Linked DNA regions of Mus musculus: region 2 is linked to region 1. Evidence: chromatin contacts called from ENCODE Hi-C or POLR2A ChIA-PET data. All regions are on one chromosome and are shown on one strand. The core of a region is the stretch at or near the end of the contact, and the rest is flanking DNA. Distances in the headings are between cores, read along the strand shown.

Region 1 (3,656 bases), core at 851-3,350:
TTCTCATTTCAATTTCCCAGAGTGAACTGAGGTGGCCAATGCCTATACTCCCGCATTTAGGAGGCAGAGGCAGGACGATTCTAATTTGGAGACCACTCTGGGCTATACATTAAGACCTTATCTCCACAAAAACCAGTAATTTCCTCATCCCTATCAACTGGATGGTCCACTTCAAAGACAGTACTTACGTTATATTTAGCTGGAAGAAGTGTCATTCACAGAAGATTCAGGGTGAATGATATACCCTTGAGCTCTTCGCTGGTTAAATGAAGGTAATTCCATAGTACTTCTTGCTCATCCACCTTCGATTTAGTAATCCTTAAATCCTACCCCACAACCCTAATTCCCTCTCCAGGATGTAAAGAGAGAATTACCATGAACAAAAACAATGGGGGGGGGGGCGGGGAGGAGGGGAGGGAGGCAGGATTTAGTTACATGACATCAAAGCTACAGAAAGATTTGGGTGCTGGTGGTTGGGCACAGAGATGGGGGTGACTGAAGCAAGTGTCTCGATCAAGGTATATGTGTCTACATGCAATGCCTGAAAAGACAGGAAAAAGTTCTTCCATCCCCTGGAGCTGGATTTGCAAATGACCCTGAGCTGCCTCTGTGGATGCTAGGAACTGAGCTCTAGTCCTCTGCAGGAACAACATTCATTCTTCACTGATAAGCCACCTCCCCAGCCCCTGAGAGTGCAGTGTGTGTGAGTGTGTGTGTGTGTGTGTGTGTGTGTGTGTGTGTGTGCTGCAGCACACTTGATGTCAGAGGACAACTCTGTGGAGAGGATTCTCTTTTCCCACCTTTATTGAGTTCTGGGAATCGAGTTCAGTGAAGAGCCTTCACTCACAGGTGGCTAGCCCACCCAGACAGTTTTAAGTTGTTCATTTACTTAAAGAAGGAAAGAAAGAGAGAGAGAGAGAGAGAGAGAGAGAGAGAGAGAGAGGGAGGGAGGGAGGGAGGGAGGAAGGAAGGAAGGAAGGAAGGAAGGAAGGAAGGAAGGAAGGAAGGAAGAAGGATCTCAAAGTGTCTCCCATGGAAAGCAAAGTTCTACTTTAGTGCCAGAGGTGAGCAGGACAAGAAAGGACTCCATCCCATCGGGGAAAGACAAGCCACTACATAGTATCCATCCAGTGCTAACAATCATCCTTAAAACACAGCCTTTAATTGGTAACAGGAAAACAAGCAGGAGCAAGAGGGCCAAAGCACACAAGGACAAGAGACTCTGGAGACATGGACCTTTAAAGTGCATCTGGAGCAACAGAGTGAAGACCAGCAGGCCAGGCCAGGCTGAGTTGAGGAGTTAGTAAGGAATTGTAAGAAAGAGATTGGTCAACCTTGAATTTTAGAAAGTGGAGCCGTGGTTAGTTTTGGGTTTTGTTGTTGTTCGTTTTTGTGTTTGTGTCTGCTTGACACTGGCTAGGGTCATCTGGGAAAAGGGTACCTCAATTAAGAAAATAAATGCTTCCTTCAGACTGGCCTGTCAGCAAGTCTACAGAGGACACTCTCTTGATTAATAATTGACATGGGAGGGTCCATACCACTGTGGGAGGTGCCAACCCTGGGCAAGTGGTCCTGGGTGTTGTTAAGTGACTAAGCCAGTAGGCAGCACTCCTTCGAGGCCTCTGTTTCCGCTCTTACCTCCAGGTTCCTGCCCTGGCTTCCCTCCATGATGGCTTGTGATGGGGTGACATAAAGCAAACCCCAAGTTGGTCTTTATCACAGTAACACAAAGCTAAATAGGAGAGAAATGCCTACTGGAGGGGACCAAAGTAGAGACAAAGACACCTGTTAAGAAGTTCTTCAGCTCTTTTAATGGCAGCGTCTTTAATCAAGATGCTGACATAAGAAATGGGGATAAGTGGGGTACCCAGAACATTTGGAAACTGGAATCTAAGAGAGTGGGTGACAGAAAGGCGTCTGCTTGAAACAAAGACCGTGTAAAATAGAAGGGAGAAAGTACACTTAATTTGCTCCTGGGCGCAAATCGCCCCTTCTCCTTAGGTGCTGTATATGAAAAGAGGAGACAGCAGTATAGAGGTGGGGTACCCGCCCACTGAAATCCGGGAACTTTTATTTAAAGTGGGCGGGCGTCAGCGGAGGATGCAACGATGAACACAGGTACTTCCGGTTGTTACGGAAGTGGGACTTCGTCTTCTCCCAAGCTCCTCCCTCAGCGGCCGGGCACAGTGACAGAATGGCCAAGCGGACGGCGCCGCTGCTGCTGCTAACCTTGGCAGTGGGACTCGCGGGGGGTTCCCAGGGCGACCGCGAGCCCGTGTACCGCGACTGCGTGCTCCGATGCGAGGAACGGAACTGTTCGGGAGACGCACTGAAGCACTTCCGCTCCCGCCAGCCAATCTACATGAGCCTAGCTGGTAAGCCCCGCCCACCCGTGAAAGCCCCGCCTGTTCGTCTTGGCTCCGCCTACTGTGCCCTGCTGTTCTGCAACTTAGAACCTCAGTTTCCCTCAGCGTTCTCTCAAGAGTGTTAATGTCAGGAGCCTCCTGAGTGTGTGTGGAGGGGTGGGAAGGTGGGGGGGGGGCTATTGCATCAGCCTACCCCACCTTTCCAGAGGTTTCATGTTATTTATTCAAACCACTACTTTTTAAATACAAAGAAGACCTGAAGTAACCCAGGAAGCAGACCAGGAGCCTGCCCTTCTGGGCTTATAATCCCCAGGCAGGTGAACATTAGCCTTCTCCAAGACAGAATAGTTTGAGACCTAATGGGCCCATAGGTTAAGCACTATACGCATTTGGAAGTGAAAGGGACGGAGTCAGCTTCAGTGGGTGGAGGCAGGGTGTTCAACCACAGAACAATTTAAACAGGATGGAATTGATGTCAACCAACATATTGAGCACCCACGTTGGACGGGTGTCACAGCAGGTCAGCTGGCTTTCACCACAACCCCGTCAGATACTTTCCCTAATCCGCTTTAAAGATGAGAACACTCAGAGAGACTAAGTACCTTGCCCAAGGTCACACCGTCTGTAAAGTGGCAGAGCAGAATTCCCAGATCTGACCTGTTTGACCAACAGCTCCTCCACATTATTATCCGGTTTCCATTCCAGACAGAGGCAACAGAGAGCTTGGAGGTCCTAGGAGGATTTGGGTACATGAAGCATCTTGGTTTACCCAGAGATCAGGGAGCAGGAAGATTAGGGGCAATAAGGAAACAAAGGTACCGGGGAACCTGAGGAGTCTGATGAAAGGTCTGAGCTCGATTTTCACAGGACATAGGAGGGCACCAAAGATCCCTCCCTGGGTTCAGGATGGACAAGTATGAACCTAGGTCTCCAAGAGGGGCCTGCCAGATCCTAAGAGCTTAGATCAAGGGAGAAGAAACTATTCTCTTTGCTCCCACTGATATAATATATTCTCCCCCCCCCCCCGCTGTGTGTGTGTGTGTGTGTGTGTGTGTGTGTGTGTGTGTGCGTGCGTGCTCGAGCGCACACCCACCCTCTCTTCTCTGTCCAACTGGGAAGTAAGATTCTGAGATTTCCGCTGATTCTGTCCAGCCTTCAGGTCCTCTTGGTCTCCATTCGTGCCTGGAGGCTTATGCCTCCCTAAGTCCTCACACAGCTGTAGTCCTGTTTGTCTGTTTCAGGCTGGACCTGTCGGGACGACTGCAAGTATGAGTGTATGTGGTTCACTGT
Region 2 (3,656 bases), core at 430-2,929, 38 kb before region 1:
AGATCTGACACCCTCTTCTGGGGTGTCTGAAGACAGCTACAGTGTACTTAGATATAATAATAAATAAATCTTTAGACTGGAGCAAGCGGGCCGACCAGAGTGAGCAGGGTCTACCGGAGTGAGAAGAGATCCTGAATTCAAATTCCCAGCAACCACATGATGGCTCACAACTATCAGTACAGCTGCAGTCTACTCATATATACATAAAATAAATAAATAAATTTAATCTAAAAAAAAAAAAGTAATATCATCAAAGAGACAGGCAACCAGTATTTGTGGTGGCTATGAAGAAACAACTCCTTGTGCCCTTTTGGTGGTGTAAAATGCTACAGCTGCTTAGAAAAAAAAAAACAAAAACAAAAAACAAAAACAAAAGCAGGTAGGCAATCCATAAAGAGTTAAATATAAATTTCTCGCAGCCCAGTAGTTTTAATTTTACTCTAAGGAACTTAAGAGAAATGGCAACACATCCATACAAAGGCATCTACAAGACATTTACTCAAAACAAACAACCCAAAGAAACCCAGATTAATGTTAATAGACAAATAATCTGTGCTTTTTCTATACAACAGAATGAAATAGTATTCATCAATAGAAAGGAACGCCTGGGACACAGCACTGGATGGAGGCTTGCTCTGATACAACAGAGCAAACGTCACATGCTGCAAGAGTCCATTTATGTGAAATGTCCAGAAAAGTTTAGAGAGCAGAGCAGCGATTGCTTGGGGCTGGAGTTGGAAGCTGCAAGCAAACAGGAAAGGCCTTCTTAGATCCATTGAAATATCCTATAACTAGATGGGATGACGTCAGAACTCAGCAAACACAGACCGACCCAACAATGAACAGTTTCAAGGGACACCAGAATGGGTGACTTGTTACGATACTGTAGTGGTGCTTCAGGGAAGGAAGAGACAGGGAGGACCCAGGCTGCAGTTCCAGAATTACAAACTGAGTTCAATGACACTAGCCCTCTAGCAAGAGGCAGGGATGAGGAGTGTGCATAAAGTGGGGGTCAGCACTTCAGAGTCAAAAGAACTAGAGTTCTGGGCTGATGAAGACGCTTGACCTGTAAGAGACAGACCTTTGAGACAGAATCTGATACTCTGAGTTCAATCCCTGGGACCCACATGATAAGATGGAGGAGGCCGAAAGTTGCTGTACTCTGACCTTCAAAAGCATGCTATGGCATGGCCCCCACCTCCAATACACACTCGTCCACAAATTAATAAATAAATGTAGTAAGTTTTAAAGATGCCCTCGCATGCATAAATTCACACTTATACACATATATACGTAATTAAAATATTCTTAAAAGTTAAAAAAAAAAGAACTCGAAAGAAAAGCAGTATGGTGTGGTTTCAAACGCTATCATCGTTCGAGAGGTAAATAGCAACACCAATCACAGACCATCAGCTACCTCGGCCGCCTGCCCCATTTTCTCTGTCTTTTGTAAATGGAAAATAGCTTTGTGATCACAGGCAGTTCGTTAGTAAGCAAATCCATGACTGTGAGCATTGGATGCCAATGAGCTCTCAGAACCCAGGATCAGTGCTGGTCCAGGATATTCGCTCTGCAGCTGGATCAAGATGTAGCAGTACCTGCTGACGGCAGAGGGCGCCCCGACGCAAAGCGAGGTCCGGACACGCCCACGGACACGCCCCCCACGTGACTTTGGCGTGGCGTCACACCCGGAAGCAGCCCTGCAGCGGAGCGGGCAGCAATGAGTGGGGAGCCAGCGCCGGTGTCCGTAGTGCCCCCTCCCGGGGAGGTGGAAGCAGGCAGTGGAGTCCACATCGTGGTGGAGTACTGGTAAGCCACTCGGGTTGAAAAGGAGCCTCTTGTGCTCGCCCGCAAGATGGGGGTGGATCCACGGGAGGCCCCACCCCCGGAACCCCAGCTCACTCCACGTCTCTTCTCCCCAGTAAACCCTGCGGCTTTGAGGCGACCTACCTGGAGCTGGCGAGCGCTGTGAAGGAGGAGTATCCGGGCATTGAGATTGAGTCGCGACTCGGGGGGACAGGTGAGGTCCGCAGAGCACCTGCTGAGTCAGTCCATGTGATAAAACTCCAGCTCTCCCTACATTCTAGAGCTGACATTGGCTGTTGTATATAAAGCCCCTAGTAGGGTCTGACACATAGCAAAAATGCCTACTGTGGGTTTGGAGTGAAGGAACTCTTAATGGCGTATTGGAAAGACGCACGGGTGAGGACTTTGGGGTTTGGGGCTGAATGGCTTCAGGATCGGTGTCTGCCGAGGCCATGAACAGTCTTGCTTGGACTCGAGGTGGTGCCAAGGACCTCCCTGAACTTCTGCCTGTTGTTCTTAGTTCGTTCTTGCATTTATTTCCTACCAGGGGCCTTCGAGATTGAGATCAATGGACAGCTGGTGTTCTCCAAGCTGGAGAATGGAGGGTTTCCTTATGAGAAAGACGTGAGTATTTAATGTACCTCGGGAGGGTGGCTGAGACGAGACACACCCTCCTCTCCTGTGCATGACACTCGCCCATGTCTCTGTCCGCTAGCTCATGGAAGCCATCCGAAGAGCCAGCAATGGAGAACCTGTAGAAAAGATCACCAACAGCCGGCCTCCCTGTGTCATCCTGTGACTAAGAAATGATTCTTGGAAGCTTGGTTCTGGGGTTTAAACCTTTCCTTGTGGTTACGCTAGGAATCCCTCTACCTTTAGCCCCTCACTTGGCCCTAGGTAACTAAGACCCTGACTTCACTTTGCCTCTTAGGGCACAAGGAGGGACTAGACATTTCTGTGGCCAAAGGCAGAAAAGAGATGTTCTCTGTGAACATCACCATCGCTCTCCCGGGATCTGTGCCCTCTGCAGTTTGGTCCTCTCCCCAGCGTGGCAATACCTTTCAGATGCCACGGTTGCTATAACTTATTTTCCCTGAATCCTGGGCAGTGTCGGCTCTTGGCAATAAAGAGTAATTACAAATGCTTGTGTCAACTGGCGTGTGTTTATGTCCAGCCTGTGCGGGGGGCACACAGGTCAGTCTGGCCCTGCTAACACCTAGTGGGTGGGACTAACACCTAGTGGGTGGGGTTTTCCTGGATGGATACTTCTTTCTAAGGCAAGGAAAACAAGTCACATGGCAATGCTCTCCACAAGCTCCCCTCTCCCACTGGGAGGACAGGACTTCATTCTGGGGGTAGCCTTGGAATGAGTGTGTCCAACGGAGTATTCTGGGGGTAGCCTTGGTATGAGTGTGTCCAACGGAGAATGACCCTGTTGCCAAAGGGCCTTCAGAAGGAATCCTAACTCCCCAGTCCCTCAAGCCCAAAGCCAAATTGTCTCAAACTTTTGGAAGATCTCTACACACTCACTCCAGGAGGAGCTGTGTGTCAGATGAGCAATACGGTTTGACCCGGCCCGGGACCACTCTCAGACATAGGCTGGGGTCCAGTTATTTTACAAATCTCATTGCAAATGGAGAAAGGGGACAGCACCCCCCGACTTTCATATAACACCCACTCTCCCACTGTATCCTTATTTCATCTTTAAAAAAAAAACAAAAAACAAAAGTAAAAACAGAACAAAATAAACTCTGTACAAAGACCAGTCTGGGTGCAAGTGCTGTCCCCCTCTTGGGATGCACGTGCCTCAGTCCTAGTGGGGTGTCCTGCTCCCAGGATATTCACCTGGG

Evidence for each region. Hi-C counts contacts between places; a loop is a spot of excess contacts on that map. ChIA-PET counts read pairs that join two places held with the same protein, here RNA polymerase II (POLR2A).
Region 2: a map of gastrocnemius shows a loop between it and region 1 (5-fold over the local background). The contact joins the promoter of Mien1 here to the promoter of Pgap3 in region 1. A Hi-C loop is called at or near these places in 6 of 37 maps with a recorded cell type or tissue (gastrocnemius, heart and regulatory T cell). POLR2A ChIA-PET finds 5 or more read pairs at or near these places in 4 of 5 experiments (Patski and embryonic stem cell).

What each region holds. Positions count from the first base shown.
Region 1 is chr11:98,398,934-98,402,589 of GRCm38, reverse strand. It overlaps Pgap3 (post-GPI attachment to proteins 3), which reads left to right and starts at 2,100. Exons shown (of 8, transcript NM_001033537.2): 1 at 2,100-2,375; 2 at 3,608-3,656. The coding sequence starts at 2,195.
Region 2 is chr11:98,437,011-98,440,666 of GRCm38, reverse strand. It overlaps Mien1 (migration and invasion enhancer 1), which reads left to right and starts at 1,679. Exons shown (of 4, transcript NM_025559.2): 1 at 1,679-1,809; 2 at 1,923-2,020; 3 at 2,354-2,430; 4 at 2,522-2,959. The coding sequence starts at 1,721. The coding sequence ends at 2,605. Erbb2 (erb-b2 receptor tyrosine kinase 2) reads right to left here. Exons shown (of 27, transcript NM_001003817.1): 27 at 2,951-3,656.